Linked DNA regions of Mus musculus: all the other regions are linked to region 4. The links are chromatin contacts, found by Hi-C or POLR2A ChIA-PET in ENCODE. All regions are on one chromosome and are shown on one strand. Each heading gives the region's core, a stretch centred on a gene start or an enhancer-like site at or near the end of the contact. The rest is flanking DNA. Distances are from core to core; before and after follow the strand shown. Region 1 holds the start of Rbm8a (RNA binding motif protein 8a). Region 2 has its middle 8.1 kb from the start of Gm15441. Region 3 holds the start of Polr3gl (polymerase (RNA) III (DNA directed) polypeptide G like). Region 4 holds the start of Pias3 (protein inhibitor of activated STAT 3).

Evidence for each region. A loop is a pair of places that touch in the nucleus more often than their neighbours do. ChIA-PET counts read pairs that join two places held with the same protein, here RNA polymerase II (POLR2A).
Region 1: POLR2A ChIA-PET joins it to region 4 with 27 read pairs in Patski. The contact joins the promoter of Rbm8a here to the promoter of Pias3 in region 4. A Hi-C loop is called at or near these places in 2 of 37 maps with a recorded cell type or tissue (both heart). POLR2A ChIA-PET finds 5 or more read pairs at or near these places in 4 of 5 experiments (Patski and embryonic stem cell).
Region 2: POLR2A ChIA-PET joins it to region 4 with 28 read pairs in Patski. The contact joins the enhancer-like site here to the promoter of Pias3 in region 4. POLR2A ChIA-PET finds 5 or more read pairs at or near these places in 4 of 5 experiments (Patski and embryonic stem cell).
Region 3: POLR2A ChIA-PET joins it to region 4 with 32 read pairs in Patski. The contact joins the promoter of Polr3gl here to the promoter of Pias3 in region 4. POLR2A ChIA-PET finds 5 or more read pairs at or near these places in 4 of 5 experiments (Patski and embryonic stem cell).

Annotation. Positions count from the first base shown.
Region 1 is chr3:96,627,497-96,632,221 of GRCm38, forward strand. It overlaps Rbm8a (RNA binding motif protein 8a), which reads left to right and starts at 2,432. Exons shown (of 6, transcript NM_001102407.1): 1 at 2,432-2,532; 2 at 2,806-2,865; 3 at 2,981-3,058; 4 at 3,370-3,506; 5 at 3,936-4,072; 6 at 4,193-4,725. The coding sequence starts at 2,466. The coding sequence ends at 4,238. It also overlaps the pseudogene 6330549D23Rik.
Region 2 is chr3:96,572,812-96,577,043 of GRCm38, forward strand. No RefSeq gene overlaps it. Among named protein-coding and RNA genes, the nearest start is that of Gm15441, 8.1 kb to the left of the region's middle. Within about 2 kb of position 2,845, at least 1 of the 3 ENCODE cell types and tissues checked has a DNase peak (open chromatin) inside an H3K27ac peak, as active enhancers do.
Region 3 is chr3:96,592,187-96,596,716 of GRCm38, forward strand. It overlaps Polr3gl (polymerase (RNA) III (DNA directed) polypeptide G like), which reads right to left and starts at 1,995. Exons shown (of 8, transcript NM_027241.4): 1 at 1,898-1,995. Ankrd34a (ankyrin repeat domain 34A) reads left to right here and starts at 4,450. Exons shown (of 2, transcript NM_001024851.3): 1 at 4,450-4,530.
Region 4 is chr3:96,695,031-96,699,245 of GRCm38, forward strand. It overlaps Pias3 (protein inhibitor of activated STAT 3), which reads left to right and starts at 2,046. Exons shown (of 14, transcript NM_001165949.1): 1 at 2,046-2,165. The coding sequence starts at 2,142.

The DNA of each region.
Region 1 (4,725 bases), core at 1,182-3,681, 67 kb before region 4:
TAAATCTTTAAAAAAAAAAAAAAGGTGTCAGAAGTTTGAATGGCTGGCTGAAGCAATTATCAAAAGATGGCCTACTGAGAAGGAGTTGAAGATACCTGATATCCCTTGGCTTAGTGTTGAGGAAGGGATTTTAAGGCTCAAGGAAATTGCAGTACTAGAGTGGATACATTGTGTAAAGCTTAATCCTCCACAATGGGAAGGCCCAGAAAACAGGCCCTTCAGGAATCCTGTAAGACCCAAACTGGTGAGAGGGGCACCAGCACATTTGAAGAGTTTTGTTCTTGTCCTTTTTCTCGTGCCAGACCTTAGGGGTGGAGATGCTGTTGCTCAATTAGATGAATTAAATGCAATGGGTTTAATTGGATCCCGAGGTAACAAGGGCCAGGTGGCAGCATTGAATTACCAGAGACAAGGCCACATACTTAAGTTCTTCTCCACTGAAACCTCTTGGGCCAGGTCTGCACAGTTCAAATAACAGCAACAAAGTCTTTCATAGTCCTACTAACATGGCTCATTAAGCCCCACTTAAAACATTCCATGGCTTTTCAAACCGAAAGTCCCCAAATCCACAATCTTCCAAAAACATGGTCAGGCTATTACCCCAGTTTCTGGTACCAACTTCTGTCTTAGTTAGAGTTTTACTGCTGTGAACAGACACCATGACCAAGACAACTCTTTAAAAGCAAAACAGGAGCTGAAGAGATGGCTCAGCTGTTAAGAGCACTAACTGCTCTTCCAGAGGTACTGAATTCAAATCCCAGCAACCACATCGTGGCTCACAACCATCTGTAATGACATCTGATGCCCTCTTCTGGTGTGTCTGAAGACAGCTACAGTGTACTTACATATAATAGATAAATAAATAAATCTTAAAAAAAAAAAAAAACCAGAATTCCCCCCCCCAAAAAAAAAAAAACAACAACAAAAAAAAACCAAACTGGGTTGGAGAGATGGCTCAGTGGTTAAGCGCACGGACTGCTCTTCTGGAGGTCCTGAGTTCAAATCCCAGCAACCACATAGTGGTTTACAACCATCTGTAATGGGATCTGATGCCCTCTTCTAATGTGTCTGAAGACAGCTACAGTGTACTCAAATAAATAAAAAATAAACAAACAAAAAAAACCACCTGAGCGGGGAAGTGGTGGCACATGCCTTTAATCCCAGCACTTGGGAGGCAGAGACAGGCGGATTTCTGAGATCGAGGACAGCCTCGAAATACAGAGTGAGTTCCAGGACACCCAGAGCTACACAGAGAAACCCTGTATTGAAAAGAAAAAAAACAAAAACAAAAACACCTGAGATGGTTCTTCTCAGTTGTCAGGCTTACTCTCTCTGGAATGAACTACAAATCCAGAAATGAGGGGCACACCTGTGATTTTCTGTTTGGTGGAGTGGGTAGATCCACTTCTAGTCCAGACTTTAGGTAGGAAAGAACACCTCTGAGCTACATCTAGAGGCAGGAAGACACAGGCTTTTCTTTAATCTTTTGTTTGTTTGTTTTGTTTTTGTTTTTGGAGACAGGGTTTCTCTGTGTAGCCCTGGCTGTCCTGGAACTCACTCTGTAGACCAGGCTGACCTCGAACTCAGAAAGCTGCCTGCCTCTGCCTCCCAAGTGCTGGGATTAAAGCGGGCAGGCACACCTTTAACCTGGGCCACACCTTTTGCTGAAGCCTATATAAAAACATGGATGAAGGAAACTTTTGCACTTTGCCTTGCTCATAAGTCCGTTTCTTCACCGGCACTGGAGCCTACTTTTTCTGGATTCTAGACCAGCTGAGACATCCAGCCTTGTGGAACTAAGCAAATACTAGATTCTTCGACTTTCTGGACACATCTAGTTATTCTCCAATTAGCTGGACTGCAGCCCGTAAGTCATTTCAATAAACCCATATATGTAGATATGTATCAAAGGATTTCTTGCTAGTTGAAAGTTTTATGAGAAAGTCACTGACTTCACTCACCCTTTAAATTTGCCCCAACGCGGCTGCGCTCCGGACCTTCAATCTACCTGATCAACTTGGCTGTAGAACTTCCGAAACCACTTTATTTTACTTTTTATGTTTTTGAGAAAGGGTCTCATTCTGTAGCCTTGGAGCCCGGCGTGGTAGCACAGGCTTTTAATCCCAGCAGCATGTGGAAGGGGAATATAGTTGGATATCTGTAACTTCGAGCCCAGCTAGGGCTATATAGAGAGACCCTGCCTCAAAAGAAAAGAAAACAAAACACAATCACAAACCATGTAGCCTACGGCCTCATACTCGCAGAGCTCCATCGGGGTCCCAGAGTGCTGGACGTTTCTAGCGCTTCATAGTGGGGCCGCCTACATTGGCGAATTTTCACCGCGCCGAGGGCGGGACTTGGAGGCAACCTTTAATTGGTCAGCCTAACTCGTGACGTTTTTCTTCTGCGACAGCTTCCCGAGGTGCTTAGCTTCTAGAGACTCAGAAAGCGCCGAGAGAAGCAAGATGGCGGACGTGCTGGATCTTCACGAGGCGGGGGGCGAAGATTTCGCCATGGATGAGGATGGGGACGGTGAGGAGAGTGGAGGCGACTGCGGGAAGAGGGGAAGGTGCGAGAGGGGAATGCAGTAGAAATTTTCCTGGGACGTCACCCCACGAACTGGGTCTGAAAAGATAGACTCCTCCCCCTTGGGAAAGGAATTAGGGGCGGAACTGGGAAGGGACTGAAGCTGGAGTCTGTGTCGAAGCTTCCAGATAGTCTAGGAAACGCGACAGGTTTTTTTTGTTTTTTTTTTCAAATGACTCTTATTTTTGTTGCTTCTTATTTTCTCACCTGGAACTCTAGAAAGCATCCACAAACTAAAAGAAAAAGCAAAGAAACGGAAGGGCCGCGGCTTTGGCTCCGGTGAGTGTGGGGAATAGGGTAGAGTGGTCTAAGAGGCAGAAGCCCGCGAATTTGGGAGTGTGAGGGGGACACATTTGGAGGACAGTTTTCGGTGATCTGGTATGAATTCTTTTAGAAGAGGGGTCCCGAGCGCGGATGCGGGAGGATTACGACAGTGTGGAGCAGGACGGCGATGAACCTGGACCACAGCGCTGTAAGTAAATAGGACCTATGGGGAGTCTGTGTGCACTGGCACTCAAATGCAAAGTAAAGAGTTGTTTAACCAGTCTCAGAAAATTGCTTATTGTAGGTTCTTTTCAGAATTTTTCTTTTTTAGTTTGTTTGGTTTTGGGTTTTTTTGTTGTTGTTGTTTTGGATACAGGGTTTCTCTGTTAAGCCCTGGCTGTCCTGAAACTCTTTTTGTAGACCAGGTTGGCCTCAAACTCACAAATCTGCCTGCCTCTGCCTCCTGAATACTGGGCTTTTTAGCTTACATGTTCATACAACACTTTCCCTACCCAACAGCTGTTGAAGGTTGGATTCTCTTTGTCACTGGAGTCCACGAAGAAGCCACTGAAGAAGATATCCATGACAAATTCGCTGAATATGGGGAAATAAAAAATATTCACCTTAATTTGGACAGGCGCACGGGATACTTGAAGGTAGATTTTCTTGCTTCCCTCACTTACAACTCTTAGATACATTGATTATGTTGTTTTTGTGAGTTGATCAAGCACAGGTAGGAAGTGAAATGACATTGGAAATTGATTTTGTTACCCACATGAAAGAGACAGAAACAGAATGAGCATGTTTGTGTATATAATGGGGATATGTGGTGTATAGCTGCGAAATTTTTCTTGTAACTATGCATTTCTGGTTTAAGGAAAAGAGTACTTGGTTGGTGAAGTAAAATTCTGATACTTTTTGTTGTTTGTTTGTTTGTCTTGAGACAGGGTTTCTCTGTATAACAGAGCCCTAGCTGTCCTGGGCTCACTTTGTAGACTAGGCTGGACTCTGCCTCTCTAATGCTGGAATTAAAAGTGTGTGTGTGACGCCTGGCTAAGCTTTGATACTTTTATATGCTCCCCTAGGGGTATACTCTAGTTGAATATGAAACATACAAAGAGGCTCAGGCTGCCATGGAAGGACTAAATGGTCAAGATTTGATGGGGCAGCCAATCAGTGTGGACTGGTGTTTTGTTCGTGGACCACCAAAGGGCAAGAGGAGGTAAGATGAAGGGATGGGGGTTGTACATTTATTTATCTTAGTAAAGGGAACATGAGCAAGATAAATAAGGATTCAGTATTAGATCTCTGATATTCCCCTTCTGTTTTTTCATTTTCTTAGAGGAGGCCGAAGACGAAGCAGGAGTCCAGACCGGAGACGCCGTTGATAAATCCTCTGTCGACTGGGTGGTCTCTCTACAAGTCCATTTGGTTATGCTGCCTTGGATAAACAGGGCTAGGGCGGACCTTGTGTTTATATTTAATTTCTTACCCTATCTACTTGGCATTGCTTTTGAGTTTTAGAAAAAAATAAATGTTCCATTTTGTTTTCTATGTTTATTACTTTACTGTTCTGGAAACTGAACAACTACAGTGGGGCATTGTGAATGATTGTGAAGATCCTTCTGTCTGGCGTGGCATTCTAAGTTTCTAGAAAGGCTCATGGAGACTGTTCAGCATTTCTTTGTCTTAGAAGATAAGGGTAGGGATAATGAGATTTTTCTTGTGGAATTAAGGAATGTATTTTGCATAACTCTTGTGAGCAGATGTTATATTAGTGTCTCTTGCTTCTCTGTCAGAGCCTGTGCAGCTGGCCTTGAACTTCAGGGGCTTTGTGATGCTTAGCCTACTCTATGTTGAATATGGTGCTGAACT
Region 2 (4,232 bases), core at 1,595-4,094, 120 kb before region 4:
TGTGCAAGTTTGAGGACCTATGAAGTCCCTGCAATCCTAGGACTGGGGACATGGACACAGGCGGGTTGCTGAGATCAATGTCCAGCCATCCTACTTCAAATGCATACAAGGTAGACCATACACAAGGAATAGCACTTTAGGCTGCTTTCTGTCCTTTATACTTATAGACATGCATGAGCACACATATGCACACGGACAAACGGAAAAACTCACATCAAGATAGGAATAAACCAAGTGTGGTGGTACACACCTATAATTATAGCACTTTAATTTGGTTTTATTTGGGTTTTTTTTTGGGGGGGAGGGGAGGGGTTGGTGGTTGTTTTTGTTGATTGGTTTGTTTGTTTTTCCAACAAAGGCTCTCACTATGTAGCTCTAGTGGTCCTGGAATCTACTCTGTAGACCAGACTGGCCTCTAACTCACTCAGAGATCCACCTGCCTCTGTCTCCCAAGTACTGGGATTAAAGGCATGAGCCACTGTGCCTGGCAATCCGAGCACTTTGAAAGCTGAGGCAGACAGATTATTACATGTCTGAGATTAGCCTGCAATCCACAATGAATTCCCTGTCTTAAATAAAATAAAAACAAAAGCAAACCGGAAGTAGTGGTGTGTGCCCGGAATCGCAGCACTTGGGAGATGGAGGCAGAAGGATTAGGAGTTTAAGTGTTACATGATCAAGTTTAAGGCCAGCCTGGGCTCCCCAAGACCCTGTTGGGAATGAACAAAGCCAAACACACACATGGGTTTAATCCTCCTGGCAGGCACTGGTACCGCAGGGTGCTGGGGACAGGGTGAATTTGGATGTTTCTCCCTCTTTACCATAAATCCAGAGAGGGAGAAGCATAGGGCTGTGTCCACTGGGGCGGGGGGGGGGGGGGGGTCTGAGCTGTAGGAAGCACAGCCCATAGCTGATAGTCCTGGGACATGAGGCGGTTTGAATAGAAAATAGCCCAGACTCTATGATCATGGAAAACCTTCACCCCTCTGGTCTGGGGTGAGGTCAGTGCGTGCCTGCTAACTCCCACTGGGGTAGCTATAGCTAGGCAGCAGACAGAAGAGACACATTACATCCTAAGGATTAGGCGAACCATTTTTGCTGATAATACTCGAAACTAGAATTCTGCGTCGGGATTTCAAATTTCTATGTTTGTGATTTCCTTGGGGGGAATGTGAGTCTCAGTAGGGGAAAAGTCAATGGAGAAAAGGTCACACTAGCCTGGGTCAGATTACATAACAGAACTATTCCTGTCGAGCTCATTTATCTCCTCACCTCTGGCCAGACGTGTTTAAGGACAGATAGGAAGGACCTGTATCTGCAGCCGCTTCTTTGGTCTGAAATCTCTGTGGTGTCCTTGATGTGACTCCGGACTCGCAGGTCGTAACCTTGAACTCTCGGTTATAAGGTTTTCCTGCTTTCTTACTAGTTGTGGGAGTTGCTGGTCCCCAGCTACCCTGGCTGCAAAGGTTCTTGGAAACAACTGGCGATGTGCCTGAGGTATCTTTAGCTTGCCTGGCCGAAAATAAGGTGAGAAGATCAAGGAGATCGAATGACAGCTTGGCCAAACGGGCATGTCCCGCCATTTGTAGGACAAAGGTTGGAGTGACCACTGGGGATCAGTTGTGCTGTCTCAAAGACAAAATGTCATACAAATCAAGTCAGATGTGAACTCTGCCCTGCCTGGACTCCTGCTTTTACTGGCAGGTGACCTTGTTGGACCAAGCAAACGTCTGGAGTCCCGGTTCCATTTGTACCTTTACAAGTGAGTCTACACCAACCCTACTGTGGAGTAGGGGGTCTCAGGAGACAGCTCATGTATCAGATTCGTGTACCAGACATGAGACTGAGGCATGGGGGGGTCATGACACAACATTCCAAGGGTACAAGACTATGGAGTAAAGACACCAAAGCCCTGGGGTGATATTTTGCCTATCTGAGATGACAATTGTTCCCCTTGACTTAGCTTCTTCATTTCTTTTTTCTTTCTTTCTTTCTTTTTTTTTTTTTTTTTTTTTTTTTTTTTTTTTTTTGGTTTTTCAAGACAGGGTTTCTCTGTATAGCCCTGGCTGTCCTGGAACTCACTCTGTAGACCCACTTCATGCCCAGCTTCTTTTTCTTTTATTTCCATTGAGACAGTGTCTCCTGTGCCCCAGCTTGGACTCAAATTTTCCATAGAACCAAGGGTTAGAGGCATACGCTTTTATGCTCAGTTCTGTAGTGTTAGGGATAAAGTCTAGGACTTTGTGTATGCTGGGCAAGTGCTCTGACTACTGAGCTACACCCCCAGTTCACACCCTGCTTTATTCTCTACCAGCCCACACCCTTCTTTACTTTCAAAGTTCAAACAACCATAAAAGTAAGTTGCAGAAACCAACTACCTTTCCCTTACCAAACCGCGGTGCCTAATCGCTCCATCCACCTGCCTTCTGGCCTTCAGTTTTCTTTGTTCTCCACTCTCAACCTAAATTTGCTGCATCCAGATCTCTATTTGGTCCTCTCTTAAACCACATGAGTCCTTGCACCTGTTCACCGACTCCCCATTTCACGGGTCCTACCTAAGGAGGTGAGGCCTGGGAGGGTAGGTGTGGAACATGGGTTAGGTTTTCCTGCTGTAAAATCTAGTCTGCAGTCCAGGCATTGGAGCAATTTAGACAATAAGAACTGTTCCTAATGGGTATTATGTACCTGGGTGGCAAACACTGACTAGGTCTATGTAAATTAGTAGGCCAGGCCTCAACTGCTGTGCTGCCTGCCTCTCCAGGAAGAGCGGCTTTGACCCTGTCTGCTGGACCCAGGCTCCAGCCTCTGCCTGTTTGGGAGTGCTTGTGGGAAGTTGGGGAAAGGTCAGTGGACATGGTTTAGCTATTGCCTGGAACCAATTAGGAATTTGGGGAAGCTGCTGTGTCTCGTGTCACTGGCTTTGTCCAACAAGGTCACCTGCCAGGGAAGGCAGGAGTCCAGGCAGGGCAGAGTCCAAGAATGACTTGATATTTATGACACTTTGTCTTTGAGGTAGCATGACTGATCCCAAGTGGTCATTCCAACCTTTGTCCTCCTTTCTCCTGCGCCAGGGGAAAGGCAACGTGAAGGGACGGAACTGTGGAAAGATGGGTGGGGACTAGTGTCCTGCCCTCCTTTACCACCTTTAGTTCGGGATCTTTGGTCCCACCACCAAGTTCCCAGGGATGTGAGTTGGCTCATTCGGTGCTTGCCTCCAAGCCTTGCATGTGAGCCCCCAGACCCATATGGCAGCAGGAGAGTACTGACTCCAGCAGGCTGTCCTCTGGGCTCCCCACACACGCCATTTTGTACACCCTTGGCCAAATAAATGAAATGTTAAAAAAAAAAAAAAAAAAAAAAGAGGAGCATCAGGTGGGCTAGCCTGTGGCAGTGTCTCTCAACATAGACCTGGACTTAAGTAATGAGGGTTAGGATGGTGTCTCCCCTCCACTGTGTGTGCACGGGACAACGTAGGAAAAGACAACAGGTAAACAAAACAGAACCAAACCGTTCAGGATCTTTGTTTTCGGCTGTTTCCTCCCTAGCTACAGTCGCTGGCTGTAGAACTGTGGGAAACCCCAGGGACAAGTCTCCTGGCCCCGCCCTTCCCTCACCTCGGAGAGCTAGAAAAGGAAACACATCAATCACCACAAATTGCTCAATAACTCTGGAATGTTCGCTTCTATTCCTGTTCCCGGCTCTGCTTTCTTGGCTGGGCTTCTATCCCAACACTTGCTACCACATTTAAACGAGGCCTTGAAGGCGCTTCTCCTCCATGGAGTCTAAGCCCCTCTTTGCCCTGTACAATGGGGTCAGAAATACCTGACCTTGGATTTCGGTTCTCTAACCCACGATGCTGTAGGAAATTCGGTCGGCCTGTCTAAAAGCGATTGGGAAGCTTATTGGACGCTTCTCACACAGTCCATCCTTAGACTATGAAATGCTCAGTGGGGCCTCCCGTGGTAGCACGGCAGATGTCTCTGCAGGTCTCCTTACTCTGTTTCTATACTGGACACGCAACTTACTCGTGGCTGTGGCATGGCAAGTGCATGCAACCAATCAGCTCGAGGAAGCCTTCCTTAGAAGCCAATCAGAGGCCAGGGAAGTGACCTCACCCAAGGGAGCGCTGTGTGGGCGAGGAAGCCTCTCTTAGAGCTGAGTGTCCCTAAATCACTCCCTTCCTCCCCACCCTCCTTACTTCCTGGAAGATAACACCGCCTACCCCCTCCCCA
Region 3 (4,530 bases), core at 745-3,244, 100 kb before region 4:
CAGGGGAAATCTGGAGAATGGTTCAGTGGCTCAGAGCACTGGCTGCTCTCCCAGAGGACTTGGGATTCGATTCCCCGGGACCCACACAGGGACTCACAGCTGTCTGTAACCCGTCCCAGGGAACCCAACACCCTTTTCTGCCTTCTGAGGGTTTCAAGCACACAAGTGGTACAAAGACTCACATGCAGACCAAACGCCCACCCACACACAAGAATTCAGAGGACGAGTGGGTGCTATAGCTCAGTGGTGGAACCCTACTTAGCAAATCACTAGGGCCTCAATTCAATCCCCAGTTAAAGAAAATAAGCAAACCCTCACAACAACAACAACAGCAACAACACACTCGCTTAGCAGAAAGCCTTGGGCCAAGCCTGTCATTCAGAAATTTCAATTCATCTTTGGTTCCATGGTGAGTTTGGGGCCAGCCTGACCTCCACATATGCACCATGGTACACACTCCACCCAGGCCCACTAATAATAAGTAAGTTTAAGTTGAATAAATTCAAAGGAAAAAGTGAAAGAGTGGACCGACCTGAAAAGAGCTAGTGAGTTCTCTTCCTAAAGATGCTGTTTCAGAGCTAGGGGTGTAGTTCAGGGGCAGAATGAATGCTTAGCATTTGTAAGACCGGACTCACATTTCTCAATTTAAAAGAAAAAAGCTTATTTGGGGTGCAGTGGTACAAGCCTGTTATCCCAGAAAGGGTGAGGCAGGAGGGTCATAAGTTGGAGGTCAGCCTGTTTGCCCTGCATAGAAAGAACTGGTTTCGAAAATATTTTCCCACATACTAAATAACAATTTATTGAATAGATGTTATCAGAGGGTTCATTGTGATCCCGGTTGTCTAGCACTGTGTCTGCTATGTAGTAGGTTCTCAGTAAATATCTGTCTTTTGAACATGTGTCTACAGACTCTGTGAGTCACAAAGACTCCCTTCTGGTTCTTTTTGTTGTTTTCCTTCTCTGGTCTGAGAATAACTATAAAACATTAATGCAATAAACCACCAGTTCAAAGACCCCTAATTATATAATGTTGTCTTTTATTGTTCCCTAATTATATCAGGAGTTTAAATTTGTCCTCCTTGACAAGAGCACTGGTTCCCACAAATCAATTCCACTCGATTAACGCTTACTGAACACAATGTATTAAGTACCCCAATCTGTCCCATCAAACCTTCCGTTCATAGAATAGAAACAGTGAAAGAGAACATATAATCCTAACACCGGGGGTACTGTGGCAGGGGGAATGCAAACTGGAGGCCAGTATGGGCTACATAGCAAGAGTCTGCCGATAAAAGCATGGGAGGGATGGAAAAAGTCAGCCTCGTGAGATGGTAAATACTCGTGTTGCCAAGTGGCCAGGAAACAGGCTGACTAGCTCAAGTTGTCCTCTGACCTCCTTGCGTAAGCCATGGCTTGTACGTACCCCCCCCACACACACACAAATAATGTAATTTTAAAAATTAAAGAGATTCCAATAGTGATAATCGGACTTTGTCAGGTCGGGGATCAATAAATTCTTCACGGTGGTCTAGGAAAGTGGTGGGTAGAGGGTAGCGGTTCAGTTGACTTGATAGGTAATAAGAATCTGTCAGGCTCTTGACAGGGGGCTAATGTTACGTTAATGGGTGCGGGAGAAGCTGGTACCATAGAAGAGTCTGAGCTACAAGAATGAACCTTCCTCTCCTGCTTTAATATCTGTCCCCAGGCGCGACAGCAAGCTGTCTCCGGCGTACAGTCAAGACAGCAGTGAGAGCCCGGGGAAAAAGGGGAGGGATTTAGAAGGGGGCTGATCCAACAGGCTGACAGAAAGCGTTATCTACGTCGCTGTCGGCGCCGAGGGACTAATTCGGGAAGTACCGAACCAAACCGGGTCAGAGCCACCAGGTCGAAGCCTTACCTGCCGTCCCTCCCCCACTCAGGGCCCACGCAGCCGCCAACTTGAAATTTGCTTTTCTTCTTCCAGCCCTCGTTCTAGGCCCGCCTCCCCGAGCTCTCCATTGGTGGGTTTTCCTGGCCAATCGACGAGAGCGGAGGCGGGCGAGGAGGGGAGGAGGAGGGAGCGAGCTTAACCGGAACTGAGGCTTGGGAAGTGGCGCGCTGAGACCTGGGGCTGCAGAATTCACCTCTTATGCCCAGACCGAACTAGATGGCTAAGATGTCCTGCTACTCAGAGCTCATCCAGACACGTGGCGGAGCCAGAAGAGGAGAACCGCTGCTGGGAAATGTAGCCCTGGGTCAGAGAAACCAGACTGCTCATCTGTTAACAGCTGTGCCTGCAGGAGTTCCCAGAAACACTCCAGGAGGTTCCCAACTACCGGACTCCAGCGCCCTCTTCTGGCTTAGGCCATCACACACACACACACACACACACACACACACACACACACACACACACACCACACACACACCACACACACACACACACACACACACACCACACACACACACACACACACACACACACACACACACACCACACACACACACACACCACACACACACACACACACACACACACACCACACACACACCACACACACACCACACATCACACACACACACACCACACATCACACACACACACACACACACACACACACACACACACACACCACACATCACACACACACACACACACACACACACACACACACACACACCACACATCACACACACACACACACACACACAGAGAAACACTCCAGGAGGTTCCCAACTACCGGACTCCCGCGCCCTCTTCTGGCTTAGGCCATCACATACACACCACACACACCACACACACACACACACACATACCACACACACCCTCTTTATTATTCTTCCTCAGTCACCAGCACTACTAATAAATAATCTTTAAAAGATTTTTTTTCTCTAAAGGCAGGGTCTGGCTACCCAGTCTAGGCTGGCCTTGAACTCTTGATACTCTTGACTCTGCTACCAAGCTCAGGCCCCAAATGCGGATTGTTGCGGTGTCTGAGAAGTGAGGGAGAGAAGGGGGCTTGGGACCAGAGCAGTAATTGGGGAGAGAAGGCAGGAACCCAGTGGGTTTTTTCTTTCTGTACTTTCCACTGCCCTTCAAGCCCCTTCAAGGAAAGAGGGCAGAATAGAAAGAGTCATTTTTTTTACAGAGTAGAAGTAAAGGGAAATACTTCAGGATGGATGTAAAACTAGGAGTCAGTCAACAAGAATATGACAGAGGTCAGAGAAAATGGCCTCTAGACTGGGAAGTTGCATGTGGATGACACATACTCCGTTTTTGGAATAGTATAAAAACATAGCTGTAGCGCTTTGGGGGAACTTGCTTAACCTCATTATCATTTGTTGCAGGAAGACAATAGTTCCCCCCTCATTGAGTTGTGAGGGTTGGAGATGATGTATGTATGCACATCTCTCGGCACACATCAATAGCTAATAAAAGTGGGTGATTTCCCTCCGGCTGTTTCTCCTCCTTTCCCAGGAACGTGACTTTTTGTATCTGTACTTGGTGGCGTCCACCATTTGAGTCCTCTAAGACCCTCGGTGAGCTTTCCAAACCCTTAATACCCATCCGATGCCCCCACTTTCCTTGGTACCTTCCAGCTGGACACAAACTCATCCCTAAACTATGCAGATGGAAGCCTTGGTAACCATGGAGACAGGGCAGGTGGCACGGAGAGGCAGAGGCAGTGAGCAACAGATAGGAAGAGATGAGTGATTCAGGCAGGGACCTTCAAGGAAGAGGGAAGAATGAGTCTAAGGGAGTAGAGATGTAATGAACACATCTGTGCAACAGGGGCCGGTCACCACTCTGCCTTTTTCTACCTCCTATGCACACCCCTTAAAATACTGTAAAGAGGGAATTTGGGACGGCCCCTTGCCCTAAAAATTCCCTGGGAAAACCACCTTCCTTACATTCCTAATGGGACCCAAGGGAAATGAGATCCAAGTGTCTCTATGGTGTGTGATGTTTGAGAGGGGTGCAGCGGGGATAGACTGTTGTCTGATTCCAGGCTATACTTTCCCTGATATTTAAACTACGGGAAGGGAGCCACATCTCCTGCCTCTCTGCTCTGTGGACGCCGCTGCAGATCCCAACCGCCTCCCTACACCCCTCTGCACAGTGTGCCATATGCCGTGTGTGGCAGTCAGGTCTGGCATACCGAAGCTCATGGAGATCTGTTGAAGATCAACGAAGAATCTGGATGGTTCCTGAATGGGTCGTGGGAGAGTCCCCTAAGGAGCGCTTAGGTTTGTTTGGGCTGGGGAGGTGGGATAAGAATGGGAAGTCAAGATTGGAGGCGCTAGGTGCTTTTTTTCCCCCTTAGGGGTTTATAGGTTTATATGTGTGCGCATGGGGGTGGGGAGCGGCTTGGTGCCGGACGCCCCCACCCGCAGAGACTGGGCTATAAATAGCACAGAAGAGCTCCGCCCCCCTTCTCTCCTCCGGAGCCGGCGCTGTGCCCGGGGCGCACCGGGAGGAGGGACCAGGATTCAGCGCTGGGGCACAGATACTGACACCAAGGGAATCCGGGTACCCCCCCACACACGCCA
Region 4 (4,215 bases), core at 796-3,295:
GGGCAAAAACAATATCAAGTGTAAGAAGAAACAAAACAATATGGTTGGCAATGAGCTCAGCTGGCTGTGCCAACATCCCAGTGCACAAAGTCTGAGGTTCTATCCCCAGAACAGACAAGTACCAGGGCCTGATTAGCATGCGGGGAGCTGCAGATGAGATTTAGGGCCAAGTACTTAAGCCTAAATTTAGCTTGAGGGGCCCATCATTTCAAACAGCAAGCAACAACTCCCTTCCCCAATCCCCAGTGTTAGGAGAGGGTGGTTATTTCCCTAGGAACAAAACCAGGAAGTAGTCAAGTATAATTAACAGGCACTAGAAATATTGTTAGCACTTTATGGCCTGCAGCTTAGGTTGGGGCTCATGGAAAGGATTACACTGAAGGCTTAAACTAAATGAGATTATTCCTAGTATTTACTAGAGCTTTTTATTATTTTGCATGTTTGTTGTACAACTTGCCTCTGATGCCAGACTGAGCTTTCGAATGGTTTTAAGCCCTCAGCACCTAGCAATCCCTGATTGCCACTTTAATATTTACCTCCCCCCTTTACAAATATTTACTGGACAAATGACATTATCCCTGAGGCCCCAAACAACTATAAAATGTGGAGTTTTTACGATAACTAGTATAAGGAACAGTGCCTTAAAGTAGCTATCTTTATAGATATAGAAATGAACTACTCAGCCAGGCAGTGGTGGCTCATGCCTTTAATCCCAGCACTCGGGAGGCAGAGATAGGTGGATTTCTGAGTTCGAGACCAGCCTGGTCTACAGAGTGAGTTCCAGGACAGCCAGGGCTACACAGAGAAACCCTGTCTCGAAAAACAAACAAACAAACAAACAAACAAAGAAATGAACTACTCAAATCGTCAGGTTAAGTGACCAACTTGGTTGAAACAGGGCCCTTTGGAGGGTCCAAAGCTTTGGAGGAGGAAGTAGGCACTTTAAAGAGGGGCAGAAGTGTGTCTTCTGTACCTGTATCTCCTTGTGTTCACCAACTGTGGGATCCCTAGTTACTGAAAGCATATTTGGAGGTTGGGAGATAGAGGGTTATCTGTAGGGATTGGGCTGCTTATTTTCCATTTGTAGCCCAGGTTTTCCCCCAGATAGATGGAGATCTCATCCTATAACCTTTCTAAACAACCAGAGTCCCAATGCACATAGTCCCAGTCCAGCCCAGTCCAGGCTCTACACTCCCTCCCGCAAGGGATCAAAGGACTACTCAAACTTTGAATGCCCAGAATCTCTTCTCTCCTCAGCGCTCAGAGGAGTTAATAACTCCCGCCCGGCTCCTGGGCTCCGCCCCTCTCCCCTCTCCGAGGTCCTGGCGGGCTTACCCTGGAGGGGGCGGCCCCAGCAGCAACGCTTGGCCGGGCGGAGCTCAGGCCCGGGCGGTGCTGCGGCTGCAGCGTCCAGCTGCCCGACTGAACTCCAGCCGTGCAGCAGACTGCCGGAGCTGCGCGAGCCCTTTCTGCACCGGGGCTCACCCCCGCAACTCTGCGGGTAAGTCCTGCTTTCCGCACCCAACTTTGTTGCCTGTCAAGCCTTGAGTCGTATGGCGCTAGCAGGACCTAAGCTTGTAATTGCTGTGTTCGGGGGAGGTGAAGAATTCGGAACAGCCGTCTCCAACAGTTCGCAAGTCCCCAACTTCCCCCAAAAAGGACAGGAGAGCATCACTTTCAGAGTTGGCGGGACTCTGGGATTTCGCTAACTAAACTTGCGGCGGAGATCTCCGGGGGACAGGGGCTCCAACTTCGCCGCCCCTCCCCCATCCCTCGGAGCTCCGGCAGTTCCGGATACTTTCCCTCCATCTTTCAAGTATCCTTGGCTGCCTAAAAGCCCATCCCTTCGGGTCCGCCTTCTCGTCGTTACCCGCAGGGCCCCGAGATCCCCGGGCTGCACACTCCCTGCGGGGCCACCGTGTCTCCCGCCGCCGGGAGACTTGCCCCGGCCATCCGGCTGCAGGAGAAGGGGCGAGGCCGGCGGCGGTCCGGAGCCCGGCGGGCGGGGCCGGGAAGGGGAGGTGTAGGGGGCCGGACGGGGCGGAGCAGGCGGCCTTTGCGGCCGGCGCTGGGGCGGAGAGTTTGCGCCGGTCCCTGGGCCTGAGCTCCGGCTCGGGCTGGGGCGCCTGCGATGTCTCAAGATGGCGGAGCTGGGCGAGTTAAAGGTACCGGCCCCCTCCCCCAGCCCCAGCAGGACTCGCTCGGCTGCCCGCTGAGGCGGGGAGGCGACCAGGCTGGGCGCAGCGGGATGGGGTGGGTGCGGGCGACGTGGCAGGGACTGGCTACAGGGATGCGCGGGCAGCGGCCGCGAAAAGGGGCTGCGGTGGCGCCCCGGGGGCGGGGCCGCAGGGCAGATGCAGGGGTGGGGCGGAGGGGGGAATTGTCGCCCCGGAGGGCCGAGGCACAAGGGGCGGGGACGCGGGGCCGTAGCCGCTTTTAGTAGTAGGTAGTTGCAGGGTACAGGCGGGCGAGGGAAAGCTCCTCTAGAGGCGTAGGGGTGAGTCCATCAGGCCAAGAGGTGTGACAGTGAGGGGGAGCCGTAGGGATGGGACCCGAGGACCAGATGTTATCAAGCTCCCGGGGACCTGAAGCTTAGGCTTGGGGCTGCTGTGGGCATCCGAGCCTTGGGCAGTACCGATAGGGGGGCTGAGACGTAAGGGGGCGGGGCTGTACAGGAGCGTACCTTAAGAGATGAGGCAGGAGCATCCTGGAGGCTTAGAGTAAGGAACTGTCCTAATGAGGTCCTGTGGTTGGAGAGGTAGAGAAGTGTGAACCACTGGATAGAAAAAAAGTTATTGAGCCAGTGGAGAAATAAAAACAAGTAGGAGGAGCCAAGGATGGAAAGGTAGAGAGAAGGACAAGGTTTTCATCACATTCCTGAAAAGGAGACCAGGAGGAAAAGAACTTGGGAGAGCTAATGGTCCACCCGTGACTAGGTCTTCTAGACATTCACAGAAGGGAGCCCTAGAAGGAGAGAGATCTTGCCCCACCACAACACAGTCTCCAAGGAACCACACCAGAAGATATCCTACAGAACCTTAGACCTTCATTCCCCCATCTTCTGGCTTCGCCCCATCCTTGTCCCGAGTAAGCCTGAGTTCTAGCCATTGGGCCATCCACGTTTAAGAGCTGACTTCTGTGCTTTGGTTCACAGACCCCATTCTCATTCTCTTGGGGTCTCTGTTGAGAAGTTTGCCTTGGTTCCCACCCTGGTGGCTATCTATGAATATACCATGTATGAGAGAAAGAAGGAAGATGGTAGTTCTGGACTGTTTGGTTTCAGACCCCAGGACAAGGGGGCTGAGGTGCATATTTTACATCTCAAAGCAGCCCTGGCCTCCAGGTTCTCCCAGCATCCCTCAGTCCCTACCTGGCATTCTAAGGCCTCAACCCTAAACTTTCCAGCCCAGGGGCTGGGCTGCCCTTCCCCCAAGGTTCTTCCCTATATAATCCAGACATTTTGTGCGTTCCCCCCCCCTTTCCTCCACCCTATGGCGATTCCCTTAGGACAGCTTCCTAATAAACTTAACTTTTTTTTTGTTTTTGTTTTTTTTTGTTTTTTTGTTTTTTTCGAGACAGGGTTTCTCTGTGTAGCCTTGGCTGTCCTGGAACTCACTTTGTAGACCAGGCTAGCCTGGAACCCAGAAATCCGCCTACCTCTGCCTTCCGAGTGCTGGGATTAAAGGCGTGCGCCACCACGCCCGGCAAATTTACCTTTAATCTAATCTAATTTGGCTTGAATTGGCTCATTTCACTGGCAGAGAAATTAGCGATCACTGACAGATGGAGTAAGTCTGGCCAATTACTGAGACTTGGGGACTTCTCCCCTACACATTTTGGTAGCTATCTTCTAGTAAACAAGACTAAAGGAGTATGGGCATGTAGGCAATGAAAAGGTGTGGATGATGATGATGATGGTGGTGATGATGATGATGATGGAGTGTTGAACTCTGGCTTAAAGCCCTGACTTTAAAAAGTTTCAATTCAGAAGCACGGGGAGAACAGGATGGATCAGGTGATAGGGAGGTGGCCGTGGGATACAATCCTCTTGTCACCTGGCCACTCTCTCATGGGCTGTCTGCCCTGAATCCTCTCCTTCCTTGTGTCCTATCTTTTTCCCAGGAGGCTAGGGCTCTGAGAGTCTGAGCCCTGAGAGACAATAATCAGCTTAAGGGAATCTCTGGATTAGGGGTAGGGATGGGGGCTAGGTGGTGC